Regions from separate parts of the Homo sapiens genome. Here regions 2 and 3 are each linked to region 1. The links are chromatin loops, found by intact Hi-C in ENCODE. Cell type or tissue: PC-3. All regions are shown on one strand. Links, peaks and the distances in the headings refer to the core of each region. The heading gives the core; the rest is flanking DNA. Region 1 overlaps VCL (vinculin). Region 2 overlaps CAMK2G (calcium/calmodulin dependent protein kinase II gamma). Region 3 has its middle 32 kb from the start of VCL.

Region 1 (5,000 bases), core at 1-5,000:
TTATTCCCCATATTTAAAATTTTCAAGAGCCTAGGATTGCAGGACTTTACTTTTTTAACCGAAGTTCCTCTTGATTGTCCATAGAAGGAGGTCATTATTATTCACAGGTGTTCTGAGGCCTAAATCTATGTTTAATTTAAGGAGTGTTTCAGTTCCTAGGAAAGCACGTACAAATGGTTTAGCTTGTCGTTCCATCTTTTGGTATGCAGGGAAGAGTGCCAAGGCACTGTATTTTTTTCATTTAAAACATGAATTCATAAGAATTTTATGTTAAGAAGGAGCATAACATGGTGGGGGAGGACCCAGATAGATTCAGGCCAGCTGTCCCCAAAGCCACATGACTAGACCTGGTCTTTTTATACTTCACTCTTTCAACACCCACAAACCCCCTGAAAAACAAACCAAAAACAGATAAGAAATTGGTAGAGACTTTTCTTTTTCCCAAAGTTGAGCTTTTACAGAGAAGAATACTCAAATGAAGGTGCAGTTTTTCTCTCTTCTATTTCATATCTGAATTATACTGACCTGAAATATACAGACCTACATGACAAGGTTTAGCAAAATGGTTTGTGGTACAAAGCATGGCTGACCACAAGGGTTACGATTATTTTCACCCTTTATAAATATATCCCCAAATTGACTTCTGTCCTAGTTGTCCAGTGAATTTGTTTATGTCATATTCATTGTTTGTATACTTACATGCTTATGACAGAATTCTGTCAATTCTATAATAAATATTGCCTTTCAAAAGAAATATATATGAAAGTCTTAGGAGAAAAAAATTCCCTTAGACATGTTTGTTTTTACTAGATATGACTAACATAAAATGGTTACTTATAACCTACTGTTTTCCAGAAAGAATTTAAGATGGCTCTTTCAGTTATTGTTTTAAATCTCTGAAATTGTCTAAAATTAATGCTGTTAAAAATTTTGGTAACTTATTGAAAGTCGCAGTTATTAAATGCAGCTTCATTCAAAATTGGCTATTGGTTCCTTTTAGGGGAAAATGAACATCTCTTAATTTTAACTTCTTGACGGTGTCACACCTCCCACTGAGCAGTAAATTACTCACTTCCTGAGAATTACATTCTTTCCTTGCAGTACTGGCCATTAGAGCTTTATTAAGGAGAAAAAAAGAAATGATTTTTGAGGATGCTGAATAGACAAAAACTATTTTTTCCATTGTGTTTCAAATCATTTTTGGGCATTGGAGAATAAAAGCAGTCATTTTTGTTAGTGTAGATTATGAATTTGATTTCTGGAGCTTATTTTCTCTGCAGTATTAACCAAAGTCAAAACTGACAAGGCAGAGATTTGCTGACTATTGTTGGAGATTAGTAGAATCTTTAGCAACTCTCCTTGGTAAAAGAAAAAAAAATCTTGTTTCATTTGATAAGCAATGAGGTTTGGAGTCAACAAACCTGAGATCAAATTAGGTTTGTAGGAGTCAGTTCCTGTTTCTTAATTTGTAGTATTATTTAAATGACATTTAAATTTGAGATTCAATGAGGTAAGGAGGGGGAAAGTAGCTAAAACAGAACCTAACATGCAGGGAATGCATATTAAATTCAATGCATGTCAGTTGAATTTAGTTTCCTAACTAGTAGCCTTTAATGTTAGAGTAGACATAAAAATTTCTGACCTTCGTTTCCCTTTGAATTTAGATTTTTGAAATGTAATAAATACCTATTGCTTTTCTCACTGAAAATAAAAGTGTGTTAGGAAAATGGTTTAACAGGTTTTAAGTGAAATATTTTTACATTGACATAATTATTCTCCAGGATGTCCACACACTTCCTAAGTAAGAGTTTGTGATTAAAAGAAAACCTATGCCTAGATAACTTGTGTTAGATCCTGAAGGCTACCCAGTTCTCTGAGGTTAGGAGTTGCCTGGCCTCAAGTCTTTTAAAAAGTTATTGATTCAGGCCTTGCTAATTTGGAATTAAGCTAAAGTTGACCTTTGCATTAATTTTGAAGGCAACGTTTTCTGCACAAATTAATTTAAGACATGATAGGAGAGATTTGCTGATATTCAAACCATTTGAGAATCAAAGCACTTAAAAATACCACATATCTTCTTCTAATTACAAGTGGATTTTGAAATAGATCCTCTTATGATTCTGCCTTTTATTGACAGCTACCATGGTTACATATAACTTGATAATAAAAATATTTTGTTTTCAATTTTTTTGGTAATTTAGTTCACTTCTTTTTCATTGCTATAGCTGAGAATTTGCTATTTAGAGCCTTAGATAGCCAAGGATTCAACAGGAGAATCATCTGTGTCTGTTTAGAAGGGGAAGGAGGGATTCCGACAGTTGAGAGATCTGTCTTTTGAATAGGGGGCTTTGGAACAGTTGTGGACCTTGAGCCTAACTATGGGTGCTGCCAATGCTTATTTGTGATAGTGCTGTATCTTTTTTTGAATTGGAAGTGGGGATGCTCCTGGTGCCCCCGTGTGGAAAACTAGTGGTGCAACACCTTTAAGAACCCCAGTTGTGCAGGATTGGAAACTGAAGGAAGCTAGGACATTGCCTAGAATTTTAGAGGTTAACTTTGTGCTTTGATGGCTTAACTCTGTAAGAGTCAGTTTCCTACAGCAAAAAGGAGGATAGATGGTCTTTGAAGATGCTAAATAGAGACTTAAGAGATGGCTGGTGTTATATTGTTCTCTGTGTTTTTATGTGTTTAAAAAAATTTACGGAAATACTTAAATACATTTAAAGTGATTAGTCTGTTGTTTCAGCTTCTCCTGGTGTATCCTGGGAGATTTTATGCTAGTTTCCTGATAGTCCTCGTGAATCCTGGTTGTAAAAAATAAGCTGAGACCCATTTATTCTATCCTGCATCTTCTTCCAGGTGAGGGATAGTAAGGGAACTAAGAAGGAGGAATAGCAGGGAAGGTCAGAAAACACTTCTAAATTATATTACTTTGAGGGGTTTATTTGTAGAATTAAAATTAAACTGCTAGATTAACATTTTCAATTGTTTCTTCCAACCAGTAATTCCAAGTTTTTCAGGTTAATTGAATATAGTGAAATATCATCCAGTGTGTGCATTTCAAAACAAGATGTAAAAGAACTGTGATTTGTGGCACCACATACTAACGAGGCTTCCCTGAGGTGGGAAGGGCTTTGGCAAGGCTGCAGTAGATGAATGTTGACTAGTGGAAAGGCTGACAATGAGGCATGTGACAACAGGGCTTTTTCCTGCTGAAGACATTAAACATATTCTGGCTTGAGCAATTTTACCAGTTTTCACAGTTTTAGCAATAGGGAACCCAATTCCACTCTGTTTAGCAACAGAGTAGAATTAACTGAATATTTGCATGCAAGATGCTGCATTTTGACAGAAATGAGAATTGTGGTGTGGTGACAATATTTTTAAGGCCTTCGTAGGACTGACTACCTTAGCTATGTATGTTAATGCTGTAACTTCTTCTCTGTCTTACGTTCTATCATGGTATCTCAACTTTTGCAAAGAAAATAATGGTGGGATTTCTTCCCAAAAGGACACTGAAGCCATGAAGAGAGCATTGGCCTCCATAGACTCCAAACTGAACCAGGCCAAAGGTTGGCTCCGTGACCCTAGTGCCTCCCCAGGTAACCCTCTAGTTCTGCTTTTCTGATCAATACAACGAGAAGCTAAAAACCAAGCAAATGAAAGAAAGAAATTTTCCCATAATCTCATCATCTGAGAGAACTACTGTAACATTATGGGGCATACCCCATTATCTGATAGTTCTGAGTAACTGAAGCAAGTAGTAGGCCTTACAAGGATGAAGGGAATAGATTCGATCACCTCTAATCACGGAGGAGTAAGTCATACTGAGCTGGGCATTCTTTGCAAAATTTTTGGTTCTCCCCTTCCCTGAATCCAAAAGGTAATTATTTTGAATGAAAGTTCTTCTCTTCCAGTTCCCATTGAGCAGACTTCCATTTATGTCAACAGAGTTCTTAATTAAGCAGATTAAATCATGATGCCAATGAGAATTGGAAAGTTGACTGTATAAAGATAAGACCCAAATAGGTTATTGAACTAGGCTTTATTGATTTTCTAATCTAATATTTATTCTGTTTTAGATTAATATTTGAATGAATGTGAAAAACCTAAAGTAGGTTGGAGGTGCTAAATACTATTAAATTGTTAGAGTCTGTTTTCATCATCCATATTCTTACCACAAGCTACTTAGTATCTCCAAATAGATACAGTTCCAAGTATCTTTTTTTGCGTGTCTGTTGTTGAAACCTCACCCTATGGTTTAAGGGCACTGCTTGGCTGTTAGCTATCAGATATGTTGCCTTCTATTCACTCGTCTTGTTTAAAATCATCCATTCCTTGGTGAATGAAATGACTTGTAAAGTATCCTCTCTAAATAATGAATGTGTCAACAATGTAGTTATTGAATATCTCTTTATTTTAGGGGATGCTGGTGAGCAGGCCATCAGACAGATCTTAGATGAAGCTGGAAAAGTTGGTGAACTCTGTGCAGGCAAAGAACGCAGGGAGATTCTGGGAACTTGCAAAATGCTAGGGCAGATGACTGATCAAGTGGCTGACCTCCGTGCCAGGTAAAAGTTCCTCTGTCCTTACAGAGCAGTAGTGGGTAACTCACTCCTAACAGGGTGATTCAGAAAACAAGCCTCTGCCAGTTTTGAGTTATCTCTTTGGCTAGTAGATAACAGAGATATTATAGTCTATTAAATTCTTTTGAGATGGAGGTGAACTTTCCCTTTGCTGACTTTATTTATTTATTTATTATTTTTTGAGACAGAGTCTCACTCTGTTACCCAGACTGGAGTGCGGTGGTGCGATCTTGGCTCACTGCAACCTCCACCTCCCAGGTTCAAGAGATTCTCCTGCCTCAGCCTCCCGGGTAGCTGGGATTATAGGCGCCCGCCATCACACCTGGCTAATTTTGTTTGTTTGTTTGTTTGTTTGTTTGAGATGGAGTCTTACTCTGTTGCCAGGCTGGAGTGCAGTGGCGCGATCTTGGGTCA
Region 2 (7,651 bases), core at 1,006-6,005, 230 kb before region 1:
CCTGAGGCAGAAACTTGTATGTCAGGGAATCTTTTGCCCCATTCTCTTGCATTCTGATATTTGCAGCCTCATCGACAACCAAACAACTCAACATTCCTTCAACTCACCATAGTTTCCCATAACCTCTCACTGTGCTAAACTCTGTCTGCAGGTTAACGTTCTGAGGACCTCGTTATTTGCCAAGAACAAGCACAGGGGTGTCACCTCCTCCGTGCAGCCTTCAGTAACCCCACCACCCACCAGGAACAGTAGGAGCTCCTGTACTCTCATTAGATTCTTGTACCTACTTGTCACATTGTAACATGACTGCCTGTTTGAGTGCCTGTCTCCCTAGATGATCTTTTGGGGCAGGGACCATGCCTCATTCATCTTTGTATCTCCAGCACCCAGACGGTAACCAGCACCAAAGAGGTATTTAATAAACACAGAATGGACAGATAAATAATGCCTCGTGGTTGTCAAGATGCCTAACTCTACCAAATCCTCTTCTTTGTCTGAAAGTTGATATTTCAGCTTGAAAGAATTGTGTATAAAAACAGAGTACGTCAACCCACACTGATAGCCTAGAGGACTCTCCTAGGACTTTAGCGCAGAAGCTTTATGCCTCAGCTTTTATGCTTTTAATGACTCAGAAACCCCTTCTGTTGATTTGTTGGATCTTGGTCACCACTCCAGTGGAGTTGAGATCTGAGTATGAACCCCAGCTTGGGAATTCACTTTGGGTTTTGCCAGCTGCTTTCTATCACCGGCTACCTGGAGTCCACAAGGGTCAACCTGAGCCCTCATCCAAGAACAGAACCAATCCCAGCCTGACAGCCATGAGTGGGGGAGAGAGGAGCAGTGGCCCACCAGCCCCATCAGCCTCCCGAGTCTCCCTGGTGACATTTATTGACCCTGGCCCTCAACAGTCCTCTGCCCGCCTGCTCAGTTATTGCTTGGGGCCCAGAATGAATCTCTGCTGGTAAGAAGGAGGGGGTGGTGCCGAGGGCACACAGAAGGCTGACACCCCTGAGCTCCTTGGCCACTAGCAAAGACACTTACACAGACCCACGGGTGCTTGAGAGCCTGGTCAGCCGTGATGCGCTTTGCTGGGTTTATGGTCAGCATCTGGTTGATCAAGTTCTTGGCTTCAGGAGTTACCGTGTCCCATTCTGGTGATGGGAACTAAGGAGCAGGAATAGGGAGAAGAATGTGGTATTGGTGAGCTTCATACCCTGCAACACTGGTTCTGTCTTCAACTCAACTCCTGTAATTGGGATACTCTGTGGTACCTAAAGCTGTGACTGGCAGAGTTGGAGAAGCCCTGCGGCTATTCCAGAACCTGTGTCAACTTAAAGACTTGGAAAGACAGACAGAACAGTCATGTTTAGAATGCCAGAACATCAGATTAGAGCGGGAAGGGGACTCCAACATTCTCTGGTTTAAGCCCAGCTCTATACTTAGGAGGGAACAGAGGCTCAGCAATGTGTCCAAGGTGCCACTGCAGTGGAGGGAGTCTCCAGGCCTTTTGTCCCTGTGTTACACAGCACACCAATGAGGCCGCTCCATTCTTTGCAAGTAAAGATCAAAGGACTTCAGTGGACTCCTCAATTTTAGTTATGAAGAAGGCTGTGCAAAAGAAAGTTGCTCCCTGGGACATAGAGTGGCAAGAATTGGGCCCTGGATGCCCATTCCTGGGTCCTCAAAGTCCCCTGACACCCCCGTATCACGTGACACACTAAACAAGCCTGCTCCCTTGGACAGAGCCCGAGGAGCAAGGACATCTGCCCTTCCTGGCCTGGCTGCCCGGCTCTCTGGTCCTTACATCATAGGCTCCAGCCTTGATCTGCTGATACAGCTTGTGCTGATCCTCATCCCAGAAGGGAGGATAGCCCACCAGGAGGATATACAGGATGACCCCTACGAGACAGAACACACAGGTCATGGGGGTCAGTCGCCTACTTCCCTGAGGAACCAAGAAAAACCATGCAGGGCTCAGAGCCACCTAGAAAGGCAGGGGCCATACCAGAGTCAGAAGTGGATGCCAGCCGATAATGCTATGCTACCAGCCCCTCCTGCTATGCCTCACACTTCACGTCACCAAGTCACACCAGGGATTTCTTTAGGCACAACCCATCCTCTAAGGCGTGGGCAAATCCCTCTCCAAGAAGGATACAATGTCATCCCAGAAGTACGCAGGGAGGAGGGTGTGATGGGAACAGCCATCCCAGGGGCAAACACCATAATTTCACATACACCAGGCACGTGTGTGACCTGCAAGGAATAGCGATGCCTCTTTCTTGCCATCATCGGAAGTTGAGGGCCCTTAACAGCGAAAAGCTGAGAGCGTGGAATGGGCTTACCGCAGGCCCAGATATCCACAGGTTTTCCATAGGGATCTTTCCTCAAGACCTCAGGGGACAAGTAACCTGGGGTGCCAGCAAAACCTGTAGCAAAAGAGAGGGCAGAGGCATACTGAACCCACTTTCTCTCTCGTTAAATCCACACCAGCCATTTCCCCCAAGTCCCATCTTATTCCTGCTGCTTTTGCTACATAAACTCTCAGCACATGGGCAGCAAGAGCTGACAGGCTGGGCTTCTTGTAGCGCCTGGAATCTGAACCAGACGGCAAAGCCGTATGCCTACCAGGAACTCCAGCTCCTTCCCACAGGCAGCAAGAAAGCAGTGCTGACAACAGCTAGACTTACTGTACTGAGTCGCGTACGGCCAAGAGAGATCTCGGAGGCCAGGACCATTAAGGGTCTGGCTTCTAGTTCTAATAGAGGAAGGCAGATCAGGAAGAGGAGGAAGGGCGGGGGCTGCATTCCGGGAAGACAGGATCACCCTTACCAAACCAAGCCTGCTGCTCTCCCTGTACTTCGATGGCTAGGCCAAAATCAGCCAGCTTGACGGCGGCACCCTTGCATTTACTCGCCAGCAGCAGGTTCTCAGGCTGCAGAAGAAACACAGAGAACCTTGTGAGCACCCACCCTGCAGCCCAGAGGAAGCCTAGTTTGGGCCTACGCAGTACCACTATCTGGCACCAGGTGGCGCCAACACTTCATGAGCAGAGGCACGGAGGGGAGCCTGGGTAGTACCTTCAGGTCCCTGTGGACGATGTCATGCTGGTGGATGTGGTTAACACTCTCCAGAATCTGATGTATACAGTGGCTAAAAAAGCAGAAGGAAAAGAAATGTTAGCGCAGGGTTAAACCACCTCATCCACATCCACAACCACATGCTGCAGACTAAGGCATGTGACAAGGGGCCACGGATTCACAGAGAATCACTTAACGGCCACTGGAACCTTAGACTCTGCACATCATCTTGTTCAACCTATTTAAAGAAAGAGGAAACCGAGGCCCAGGCAGATGCAATGGTTTTTCTAGGATCACCGCTAGAACGGGTTCCTCTCACCCCCTTTTGACTGGAAAGGTCTAACACAACCAACTCATTTCCAAGAGATCAGGAGACAGCCCAGAATCCTGAGGAAGAAGAGAGCATCCAATCCCTTCCTTCTTTCTCTTTCTCCATACAGTAACTTTGTTCTTGGAGAAGAAGCTTGTGCTGGCAACTTAGGAAGGAGAGTCCAACTAAACAACCTAAGCTACTTTGGCGGTGGGTGCACTCATTCATTTCCCTAAATGTTTATTGAGTGCCTAGGATAATGAAGATGGACAAGACCCAATAGCTGCCCTGAGGTCTGGCATCCAGTAAGGCAGCTAAAACAAGTACAAAGATACCTTTAAGAAACAATGTACTTAAGAGCTTCCAAACAGGGCATTTAAGGAGCACTTCTGATGATTTTGCGTAGAGAAAAAAACCCAAAGTTATTTTATTATTTTATTTTTGAGACAGGGTCTCACTCTGTTGCCTGGGTTAGAGTGCAATGTCGTGAACACAGCTCACCGCAGCCTTGACCTCCTGGGCTCAAGCAATCCTCCCACTTCAGCCTCCCCAGTAGCTGGGACCACAAGCATGAGCCACCGTGCCCAGCTAATTTTTGTATTTTTTTGTGGAGACAAGGTCTCACCATGTTGCCCAGGCTGGTCTTGAACTCCTGAGCTCAAGTGATCCACCCACCTTGGCCTCTCAGTGTTGGGATTACAGGCGTGAGCCACTGCGCCCAGCCACAGTCACACACGTAAATCAGACTGTCCACATAGCAAACCATCCTGCCATCCCTGTCATCAAACTCCTGACAGGGAGCGGGGGCAGTCTAGAGCAGTGGTTTTCAACTGGGAATGAATTTGCCGCCCGCCCCCCCCCACCGCAGGGGACATTTGGCAATGCCTAGAGAAATTTCTGGTTGTCACAACTGGAGGAGGGGTGCTCCCAGCATTTGGTGGGCAGAGGCCAAGGATGCTTCTAAATGTCTGCCACAATGCACAGGAGAGGCCTCACAACAAGGAAGTACCTGGCCTAAAACGTTAGTAGCACCAAGGCTGAGGAACTTGGCCTAGAATATAGACCCCCGTCATCAGGCACTATCTGGTATATTAAGCACATCTGCAGAGCATCCCAGTGTATGGGGCTGGGTGGCCTGGACTTACTATTCCTAAAATCTGATGCTGGGGATGCCACAAGAACCAAGGGGTCGTACTGGGTCCCTGGGGGCTGAAACTCGGGCCTCCCCATAGGACACAGCCCAAGAGTGGGCCACAGAAACTTTAAGACTGAGCTATAGAGGCGAGTCTCCACAGAGATGTATAATTAGAACAGAGCCGGGCTAGCAGGGAGCGCCTTCTGGCCAAAAATGGCAAAAGTGCGAAGTGTCCCAGCAGAGCCAGGCCAAGCCCACTGGTACAGTCACCCCCCCTCAGGGCCCCCTCCCTATAGCTCTCCCTCCTCCCCGCAGGCTCCCTGAGCCATCACTGCCTCCTCCGTCCCAGAGCCTCGTCCTCCCCTGCTGGCACTGGAATTCATCTCCCCACTTGAGAATTCTTCCCGAGGCTGAAGCATCTGAAGTTGATCAGCAAACATTGGCCTCTCAAGGTTGAGAAATTCGTGAGGAAGCTGCACTCCCCCACTCTCCAGAAGCAGCCAGAGCTGCCACATAAGCCAGATAAGCTGCAGGCAGGATGATCAAAACCAGGTTGTAGGGACATCACCCTCGAGAAAAGCAAGGCTGGGGGAAGAGCCAAGGCGGGAAAGGCAGGCTGAACAGGCGCCTGAGAGCGTGGGTGAGGGAGGCACCAGGGATTCCAGGGAGGGCAGAGGCTGAGGCATGTGGCCGGGGAACGGTCCTCAAGTTGGAGGAGCCCCACGGCAAGGCTGGTCATGGTGGTCTAGGGACAAGGTGACAGAGGCTGAAAGCTCCCGGGGCTCTATGGTTGGATTATCAGCCCAGAACTCTCCACTCCCTCAGGACAGAAACCATGTCTTCTGCACCTCTGGATCATGCCAGAGCCTCAGCACAGTGGCTTGAGCACACCAGAATTTGTCAAAGGAAAGAAAAGGGCAGAGGGGGACATTGGGCATGGTGGCGAGTACATGGTAGTGCAAAAAAAAAGTATTTCTGGGGTCACAGGGTAAAGGAGACTTGGAAAAGCTTTGTAAAACATTCATTTGGAAGTGATTTTTTTTGTGGGGGGGGGGAGGGGGACATAGTCTCGCTCTGTTACGCAGGCTGGAGTGCAGTGGCATGATCTTGGCTCACTGCAACCTTCGCTTACAGGTTTAAGTGATTCTCCTGCCTCAGCCGCCTAAGTAGCTGGGATTACAGGCACACACCACCACACCCGGCTAATTTTTTTGTATTTTTAGTAGAGACAGGGTTTCACTATGTTGGCCAGGCTGGGCTCCAACTTCTGACCTCAGGTGATCCAACTGCCTCAGCCTCCCAAAGTGCTGGGATTACAGGCATGAGCCACTGCGCCTGGTTAGGAAGTGCTGAATTTTTAACTTCTAATATCACCCACAGTATGCAAGCCCTAGCCCAGCTCAACAGAATCTTTCTCCAGACAAGAGCTATTCTGATCTTCCCCAAAGACTATTCAAACAGGTACAATGCTGGACCCCGAAGGTGGCCAAGACTTCCTTCAGTCCTAAACTCCAGAGCTACATTTGAACTCTCGGGCCCTCATCCTACCTGGCATCTGCTTCACTGTAGTACTCTCTGGCCACAATGTCTTCAAACAGCTCCCCGCCGGTAACACTGCAACCAACGGGAAGAAGAGGGTCAGAGGCAGAAAGGGTCCTTTGTCCAACCCCAATGTCCAAGAAGAAACAGGGTCACCCTGTAGAATGGCTTTCAGAGAAATCCCAACTCCCCATGCATTTCATCTGAGAGCTCAGAACACACTCGATCCTTCAGTGACACCCGGATTCTCCTTGAGGTATCATGGGCCGTCCCTTCCTTCCGGACATTTCTTTTTCCAAAATGCACAGATTCACTAATAGTCAGGCAGAGATGAAGATACAGGGATCTAAGAGAAAACAGTCAACCTACCCCAAAAGTCACAGCTTTGAGACCAACATAAACACTAAAATATCGCTGCCCAGGAAGGACAGAGCTACTACTGAAGTTGAAGAGTAATGAGACCAATGACACAGAGACCCAACCCTGAGAATCCTGGAGAGGAGTGTCCAGGAGGTAAGAGCCACTTTTAAGACATTAAACCACAACCAACGTGGAGGAGAGACCCAATCCAATGGAGCCTGGTTTCCGACTAATGAAAGCTACCTCTGATTTCTCAGGATTTTTAAGGTCATGCAAAGAGCTGTCTTTTATTTCTTCACTAAGGACAGCACACTGAGAAACAAGACAAAGGCATCTGTGCAAGGCGTGCTGCTGAACAGAAGTGCGAGAGGAATGCTGTCCTGGGGTTCAGAGCCCTGGGGGGACGCTGGGGGAACATGGAGACCCCCTTGGTGGGGGCAGCAATCTGCCCCAGTCAAATCCTTTCCCTCGGACAAAGGAGGGGGCCCTGGGCGGAGGCTGGAGAGCCTGTTTAGGCCTCTTCCTGAGCCTTCATTTTGAGTCAGCTAGAGGGAAAGGCCCCCACACCCTCAGAAAGTGGCACTTACAGGTCAAACACGAGGTAGTGAAACCCTTCTTCAGAAATACTGTCATGGAGGCGCACTGCAAGAGAGGAGATGGGGACAGAGATTAACAGAGAGAAAACTTGGAAATCCTAGGCTTCTCCTCAGCAGCCCCACCCCTGCCCCATCCTGTCGGGCTCACAGGGCTCTCCAGAAGGAGCAGTGGGGGGAAGTGGCGACGTGCCCAGTGCCCCCCAGTGCAAGGCTATGCAGCCTGGGAGCCAGAGCCTGGCGCTCTGGTTGCCACCTCAGACTCAGGCAAGAGAGAAAAGCTTCATGGCTAAGAAGTCAAGATGGAGAAAAGCCGGAACCTTCCCAGAGGGCTGGTCTCCGAGAAGGTGGTCCTGGGATATGATGCACGATGGTGAGATGCAGCGTGAGCAGCACCTAGCAATGTTGACGGCAGGGGACAACAATGACCAGATGGGAAAGCCAGAGAGCTCTTCCAGAGCAGTAAATGGGAGCAGAACTAAGGGGTGGGGAAGAAGGTGGAAAGGCAGAGCTCAGCAGGAAGGCACGTGGTGCAGGATAATGGATGGTGAGCCTGGAAGGCCACGCACACATTCAGGCAATGACAACAATAACAGCTTATTAAGTGCTTACTATGCCAGGCCTTGTGCTAGGCTCT
Region 3 (7,651 bases), core at 1,225-6,224, 120 kb before region 1:
AGGGCTTTAAATGGGACTACAGTAGTAGGATCAGTTTTGCTCTCTGAGTGATGGCATGCCTGTGTCTTCTAGGCTCACTGGGGCAAGTGGTTCTTTACTTGGCTCCAGCACCAGCACCATCTGGAGGGGCAAAAGAACCCACAACGCTTTTTTTTATTTTTTTTTTTTTGAGACGGAGTCTCGCTCTTTCGCCCAGGCCAGAGTGCAGTGGCGTGATCTCGGCTCACTGCAAGCTCCGCCTCCCGGGTTCACGCCATTCTCCTGCCTCAGCCTCCCAAGTAGCTGGGACTACAGGCGCCCACCACCTCGCCCGGCTAATTTTTTGTATTTTTAGTAGAGACGGGGTTTCACCGTGTTAACCAGGATGGTCTCGATCTCCTGACCTCGTGATCCGCCCGCCTCGGCCTCCCAAAGTGCTGGGATTACAGGCATGAGCCACCGCGCCCGGCTTTTTTTTTTTTTTTTTTTTTTTTTTTTTTTGAGACAGAGTCTCACTTTGTTGCCCAGGCTGGAGTGCAGTGACACCATTTGGGCTCATTGCAACCTCCACCTCCCGGGTTCAAGCGATTCTCATGCCTCAGCCTCCCAAGTAGCTGGGATTACAGGCATGTGCCACCACACCTGGCTAATTTTTGTTTTTTGTTTGTTTGTTTTGTTTTGTTTTGCTTTTTTGAGATGGTGTTTCACTCTTGTCGCCCAGGCTGGAGTGCAATGGTGCGATCTTGGCTCACTGCAACCTCCGCCTCCCAGGTTCAAGCGATTCTCCTGCCTCGATCTGCCAAGTAGCTGGGATTACAGGCATGTGCCACCACGCCCTGCTAATTTTGTATTTTTAGTAGAGACAGGGTTTCTCCATGTTGGTCAGGCTGGTCTGGAATTCCCGACCTCAGGCGATCCGCCCGCCTCGGCCTCCCAAAGTGATGGGATTACAGGTGTGAGCCACTGCGCCCAACCAATTTTTGTATTTTTAGTAGAGTTGGGGTTTCGCCATGTTGGCCAGGCTGGTTTCGAATTCCCGACCTCAGGTGATCCGCCCACCTTGGCCTCCCACAATACTCCCAGAGTACTGTGAGCCATCGTGTCCAGCCTTGCAACTCTTAAATATGCTCGTGGGAGCAGAAGCTATGCTCCCTGACAGAAGAACCTGTCCCTCACAATGCAATTGGAGAGAATTTATTGAGTGCTTACTGTGTGCTTGGGATGGTGCATCCAGCAAAACACCTGAGCCTCTTGGAGACCAGGAGAGTGGACTCAGTCCCAAGTGCAGATTCCTTGAGCTAGAGCTTTTAAAGGAGAGGAGAAATCGGATAAATTGCACTGGACAATTCATTCACTCTCTTTCTGGAGGTTTAACCAACCCTAGATTTTATTCTACTGAAATCAGGATAAAACCAGGCATATGTGTATAAAGAGAGGTCTGGAAGCATGATAACAATGATTATCTTTAAGTAGTGGGTTGCAGTTGATATTTTTCTATTTCTTGTACCTCTCAAGGCAGCACATGTAGCTGACGCACACAACCTTTGGAGAGCAACCACCTGGGTTTATTTTTTATTTTTATTTTTTATTGAGATGCAGTCTTGCTCTGTCACCCAGGCTGGAGTACAGTGGCATGATTTCAGCTCACTGCAACCTCCACCTCCTGGGTTCAAGCAACTCTCCCACCTCAGCCTCCTGAGTAGCGGAGATTACAGGCGCCCACGACCCGCCTGGCTAATTTTTTTGTATTTTTAGTAGAGACAGGGTTTCACCATGTTGGCCAGGTTGGTCTTAAACTCCTGACCTCGAGTGATCTGCCCGCCTTGGCCTCCCAAAGTGCTGGGATTACAGGCGTGAGCCACGGCGCCCAGCCTACCACCTGGGTTTAAATCTCAGCTTTGCATGTACTAGCTGTGTGGTCTTGGGCAACTTACTTCACTTGTATGAATTTTAATGTTCTTACCTGTAAATAAGGATGATAATATACTTACTTCATAGGGATATTGAGAAGTTTGAATTAAACTATGCATTTTTTTTTAAGAGTTAGGGTCTGGCTCTGTCACCCAGGCTTGAGTGGTGTGCCCCGTCATAGCTCACTGCAGTCTTGAATTCCTGGGTTCAAGCAATCCTCCTGCTTCATCCTCTTCAGTAGCTGGGACTATAGACATGTGCCACTATGCCTGGCAAATTTTTTCTGCTTTTTGTAGGGATGGGGTCTCACTATGTCGCCCAGACTTGTCTCAACCTTCTAGCCTAAAGCCATCCTCTTGCCTTGGCCTGCCAAAGCTTTGGGATTATAGACATATGCCATGGCCCCTGGCCAAAATGATGCACATTAAGTGCTTTAGTATGGTGTCTGATGCAAAGAAAATGCTTTAAATGGGAATGATTATTATTATATTTTTATATCATTGGGTTGTTTTTCTTTTCTTTTCTTTTTGAGATGGAGTTTTGTTCTTGTTGCTCAGGCTGGAGTGCAATGGAGCAATCTCGGCTCAACGCAACCTCCACCTCTGGGATTCAAGTGATTCTCCTGCCTTGCCTCCCAAGTAGCTGGGATTACGGACATGCGCCATCACGCCCTGCTAATTTTGTATTTTTAGTAGGGACGGGGTTTCTCCATGTTGGTCAGGCTGGTCTCGAACTCCCGAACTCAGGTGATCCGCCGCCTTGGCCTCCTAAAGTGCTGGGATTACAGGCATGAGCCACTGAGCCCAGCCTTTTTTTTTTATTTTTATTTGAGACAGAGTCTCACTCTGTGGCCCAGGCTGGAGTGCAGTGGGACAATCGTGACTCACTGCAACCTCTGCCTCCTGGGTTCAAGCAGTTCTTCCTGCCCCACCCTCCAGAGTAGCTGGGATTATAGGCAACTGCACCACCATGCCCAGCTAATTTTTTTATTTTTAGTAGACACGGGGTTTCACCATGTTGGCCAGGCTAGTCTCGAACTCCTGACCTCAGGTGATCCACCGGCCTCAGCCTCCCAAAGTGCTGGGATTACAGACATGAGCCACTGTGCCCAGCCCCAATAAAGGTTTTTTAAGGAGAAGAAGCACAAGGACGGCACAGAAGGGAAGAGAGTTTGCGGGGGTGGAGGGGCTCAGCCATAGCAGGAGGGGGAGGTGGAATACTGCCCCCTCCCTCCTGGTTCAGACACAAGAAAAATGACCCCAATCGCTGTGTTCTGGGACAGCTCTATTTCTTAGAGAATCCTGGGGCACCCTGGCTACCAGGAGGTTTCTCACCTGGTTCAGGGTGACCCAGCTAGCCCAGCACAAGGCTTGTATCATCTCGTCCAATTCAGAAGTGCTGTGCCTGTGAGTACTGCTCTAAACGCCTCTAAAGGTCAGTCCCTCTTTGGCCCCTGATGCTGGGGATACGTTTTACTTTCAATCAGACATTCACTACCATGACATAATCAAGCTAACTCTAGAAAAGTGCCTTGGGATGTTGGCCTCCCTTCCCTTCCCTGCAGTTGTTCCTTCTCCTTTAAGTGGCTGCTGGCTCTGGCCCTCCCCGCACACACCACAGGTTTTGCCTTTTGTCACACTGAGCATGCCTCCTGCACCCTTGCTGGGGCACAGATTCTCCCATATTTGGGAGTAAGCCGGAGACTCGGCGGCATGTGGGTTTCTGTTTAAAATTCCAAAGCCAGCAGGGCGTATATTATCCATTTCCTCAAATCCAACATGTTGTAAAGCATGAGTCAGAGTCGGATAAGCTTCTTCCCAGGGGAAGTTGTGTCAGTTGGTTAGCGAATGTAATTAAACACAGATAATGTTCACTGGCATTAGCTGCAGATTAATGCAGAAGAAAACAAAATATCCATCTTGATTTTGCAATATTCCTGCCAAGATAACACAACTTCTCCAAGTTTCCCTGATCAGAGAAAGCAGCCTAACTTTCAAGCAATTTGAGGGGCACAGGAAGCCCATTCAATCAACACTCTCCTTCCCACAGAAATGAAGAATGCAGGCCGGGCGCAGTAGCTCATGCCTGTAATCCCAGCACTTTGGGAAGCCGAGGCGGGTGGATCTCCTGAGGTCGGGAGTTCGAGATCAGCCTGACCAATATGGTGAAATCCCATCTCTACTAAAAATACAAAAATTCGCTGGGCTGTGGTGGTACTCAGGAGGCTGAGGTGGGAGAATCGTTTGAACCCAGGAGGCATACGTTTCAGTGAGCCGAGATCGCACCACTACACTCCAGCCTGGGTGACAGAGGGAGACCCCATCTCAAAAAAAAAGAAAAAAGAAATGAGGAATGCAGATTTTAGGACCTTTCACGGGGAAGCACATATATTCAAATTATTCTTAAGGTATTTTTGTGGGGAAGGGGGTTACATGTTAGCTAATATCAATAAGAGTTATTTTATCTGATTTAATTCATCATCATCACCCGGGGCCAGGTGGTGACAGCAGACTTCAGGTATGGAGGGTATTAGGCTTCTTATGCTTTGCATACCAATGGGGCTTTTAGGGGTTCGCTCCAGGACCCAGGAAGGGCTGAGCTCTGGAAGGGCTGAGGGAGCAAAAGGACCAAGAGGGAAGTCAGGGTGGGTCTAGAGGGCACTGGAAACCCATGTGTTCTTTTGCATACCCAAGCCTAGAGAAGCCCTTTCCACAATCATGGAAATCACAAAATAGAATGCCCATACTGGGAAGGGGCCAGGCGTGGTGACTCATACCTGTAATCCCAGCATTTTGGGAGGCCAAGGCAGGCGGGTTGCCTGAGCTCAGGGTTTGAGACCAGCCTGGGCAACATGGTGAAACCCCATCTCTACTAAAAAAAAAAAAAAAAATACAAAAATTAGGCAAGTATGGTGGTGCACGCTTGAATCCCAGCTCCTCGGAGGCTGAGGCAGGAGAATCGCATGAACCTAGGAGGCAGAGGTTGGAGTAAGCCGAGATTGCACCACTACACTCCAGCCTGGGTGAGACTCCGTTTCAAAAATAAAAAGAATGCCCCAATACAGGGAAGGCCGTTGGAGGTCATTTAGTCAACTCCTCTTCAGACACCAGCACACTGAGGCCCAGAGAGGTTAAGTCATTTGCCCAAGTTCACCCTGCAAGGGGAGAGTTGAGACTTAAGTTTTCTCTTTTCATCTTTCTAACAAGCTGCTGCTGGTCACAGTTTCCAAGAGTGACAGGAGCGGACACTCAGGTCGATCCCACTGGCCCACCCTGCAAATACCTACTTGGTCTTGTATTTTCAAATGTAACCTCTCCTCAGGGTATTAAAAGCAATGCTAAATCATACCCAAGGAAGTATACTGTCCTGCCACTCAGGCCTCTTCCAACTTCAATGATATGAACAATCTAAAAATGTGTATTTTCTTAACTCTAGTAAAAAGTGTGCTAAATTCCATATAACTGAGATTCAAAGCTTATTGCTAACTAGAACAGCTTCTGGGGTTAAAGAAAAAGGAATTCGTGAATGTTCTTTTAACTCTCTGAGCATTGCCCTGCCCCCACCACCTTCCACTTGAAGGGAAGTAGCTAGGAATATACCGGATCTTTTTGGTGTTTGGCTGGGTTTTAGTGTTTTCGAGTGCCCCTTCTGATGTAGGTCAAGGCATTTTGTTTATCTTAAATGTGAGATTGTATTCTTTCTGCCCAAATAGGATGGAAAAGACTTTTCCAAATAAGGAAGTTTTGCCAGAGTGTGTGTGGCCCAGTTAGCAACTGTTGCCGCCGTCCTCACTTAGGGGAGTACAGTAGCTCCACTAAGCTGGAAAGCATTTAGGGACTTATTAGCACTTCTGCACAGCCAAACCACTGAGGGGCGGGGGTGCTGCCAGCAAGTGGTTGTGACAACCAGGGACATGAAAAAAATGTGTAGAAAAGACAAAGTTTGGCTTTTGCATACACCCCTACCCTCTCTACCTCCTTCCCAGCCCGAGTTGGCTCTCAACTCAGGATAGAAGGAGGATGCTCTGATTCTCTAGAATTAAGTAAATTTAGGGTAAAATCCCAGCACTACACATACAATCTGCTAAATGGCCTTCAGTAAGTTACTTTTTGAGCCTTTTCCTTTCTTTCTGAGTAAAAATAATAGTGCTTAGCTCATGTAGTTGTTATGAGGAGTAAATAACCTAATCAAAGTAATGCATGTAGCACATTCTAGATTGACCCTAAAATTACTCCTTTCCTATCCTTTTTCAGTACCTTCTCCACTATCAGAACCCCTTAGTTTGTGCTGATTGTACTTAAACAGAGATTAAGAGGAACAGGAAAGCTTGTATTAATTTATGCTCAGAGGCCAGGTGCAGTGGCCCACGCCTGTAATTCCAGCACTTTGGGAGGCTGAGGCGGGCGGATCACCTGAGGTCAAGAGTTCAAGACCAGCCGGGCCAACATGGTGAAACCCCGTCTTTACTAAAAATACAAAAAATTAGCTGGTCGTGGTGGCGGGTGCCTGTAATCCCAGCTACTTGGGAGGCTGAAGCAGGAGAATCACTTGAACCTGGGAGGCGGAGGTTGCAGTGAACCAAGATCAAGCCGTTGCACTCTAGCCTGGGCAACAAGAGTGAAACTCCATCTCAAAAAAAGAAAAAAAAAAAAGAAAAGAAAACTAATTTATGCTTAGGTGTGAGTGACTAAAATAAGACATTTATTGGCCCATCTGCACTTGTAACTGCTGTGAACAGGGATGCTGTTTCAAGTGAAATGGAAAACTTTGTTGCAACATGGAGGGGTAATGGACTAAATGTTTATGTTTCCTCACAATTCATCTGTCAAAGCCCTAACCCCCATTGTGATGGTATTTGGTTGGAGATGAGGCTTTTTGGTGGTAATTAGGTTTAGATGAGGTCATGAAGATAGGGCTCCCATGATGAGATTAGTGTCCTTATAAGAAGAGGAACAGAGAACAGAGCTTGCTCCCTGGCAGTCGCTCCCTCCAGCCCACAACATGTGAGGATACATCGAGAAGGTGGATGTCTGTAAGAGGCAAGGAAGAGAGCCCTCACCGGGGAACTGAATTAGCCAACACCTTGATGGTGGAGTTCCCCACCTCTAGAAGTATGATAAATAAGTTCCTATTGCTTAAGCCACCCAGTCTTTGGTATTGTGTTATGGCAGGCAGCCAGGGACTGCATAGGTCTACGACGAGAGGACATATTGCAGTCTCCTTTCATTTATACCACTGTGCCTAAGTCCATCTACCCCTGAGGCCTACACAGTCACTTACGGTGAGAAGAGGCAAGTGTGCCATAAGAGGCTAAAGGAATCTGGAAACTTGATAAGCAGAATTACTCTTTTTCTTTCTAGACAGAATACTAATAGTCTTATTTTTTAAAACTGTGGAAAAACACATACTCTTTTAGATTGCTAAATTTGGATTGTGATATAGAGAGAAACTTTGACTTTGACAGAAGTTTCTTACCTGAACAGCAAAAGCCTGTTCCCAAGTCCATAGCCAAATGGAACATCAATTAACCCCAGACCAAGTAAATGTTATAAGTAGCCTTGATGTAAAATGGTGCAGCCATTTTTGAAAACAGTCTGACAGTTCTTCAAAAGGTTAAATGTAGAGTTACCATGTAACTCAACAATTCTACTCCTACATATATACCCAAAGGAAATGAAAACATGTCCACACGAAAATTTTCACACAAATGTTTATACCAGCCTTATTAACAATAGCCAAAAAATGGAAACATCCAACTAAA

What was found. A loop is a pair of places that touch in the nucleus more often than their neighbours do. Peaks named below come from ENCODE experiments on the same cell type or tissue, not always from the same donor. Only the 100,000 strongest peaks of a DNase experiment are listed, where the experiment ranks them.
Region 2: it touches region 1 in a loop (2.9-fold over the local background); 13 of 110 quality-filtered maps call a loop at or near these places.
Region 3: a loop joins it to region 1, with 4 times the contacts of the local background. A loop is called at or near these places in 32 of 110 quality-filtered maps.

Annotation. Positions count from the first base shown.
Region 1 is chr10:74,078,943-74,083,942 of GRCh38, forward strand. VCL (vinculin) reads left to right here. Exons shown (of 22, transcript NM_014000.3): 7 at 3,512-3,602; 8 at 4,424-4,571. Among named protein-coding and RNA genes, the nearest start is that of AP3M1, 69 kb to the right of the region's middle. In PC-3, for the core only: no CTCF peak of the experiment used is centred there; DNase peaks (open chromatin) are centred at 1,049 and 2,459; H3K4me3 peaks cover 1,111 bases; H3K27ac peaks cover 2,079 bases.
Region 2 is chr10:73,846,184-73,853,834 of GRCh38, forward strand. CAMK2G (calcium/calmodulin dependent protein kinase II gamma) reads right to left here. Exons shown (of 23, transcript NM_001367534.1): 4 at 7,009-7,063; 5 at 6,071-6,136; 6 at 3,078-3,150; 7 at 2,830-2,932; 8 at 2,343-2,426; 9 at 1,805-1,899; 10 at 1,042-1,164. Among named protein-coding and RNA genes, the nearest start is that of CAMK2G, 25 kb to the right of the region's middle. In PC-3, for the core only: a CTCF peak has its summit at 3,022 (motif pointing right); a DNase peak (open chromatin) is centred at 3,058.
Region 3 is chr10:73,962,690-73,970,340 of GRCh38, forward strand. No RefSeq gene overlaps it. Among named protein-coding and RNA genes, the nearest start is that of VCL, 32 kb to the right of the region's middle. RefSeq lists enhancers at 1,410-5,280, 3,302-3,886, 3,887-4,472, 4,473-5,057 and silencers at 3,422-3,716, 5,602-5,896. In PC-3, for the core only: no CTCF peak of the experiment used is centred there; DNase peaks (open chromatin) are centred at 2,782, 3,602 and 4,404; H3K4me3 peaks cover 1,035 bases; H3K27ac peaks cover 2,176 bases.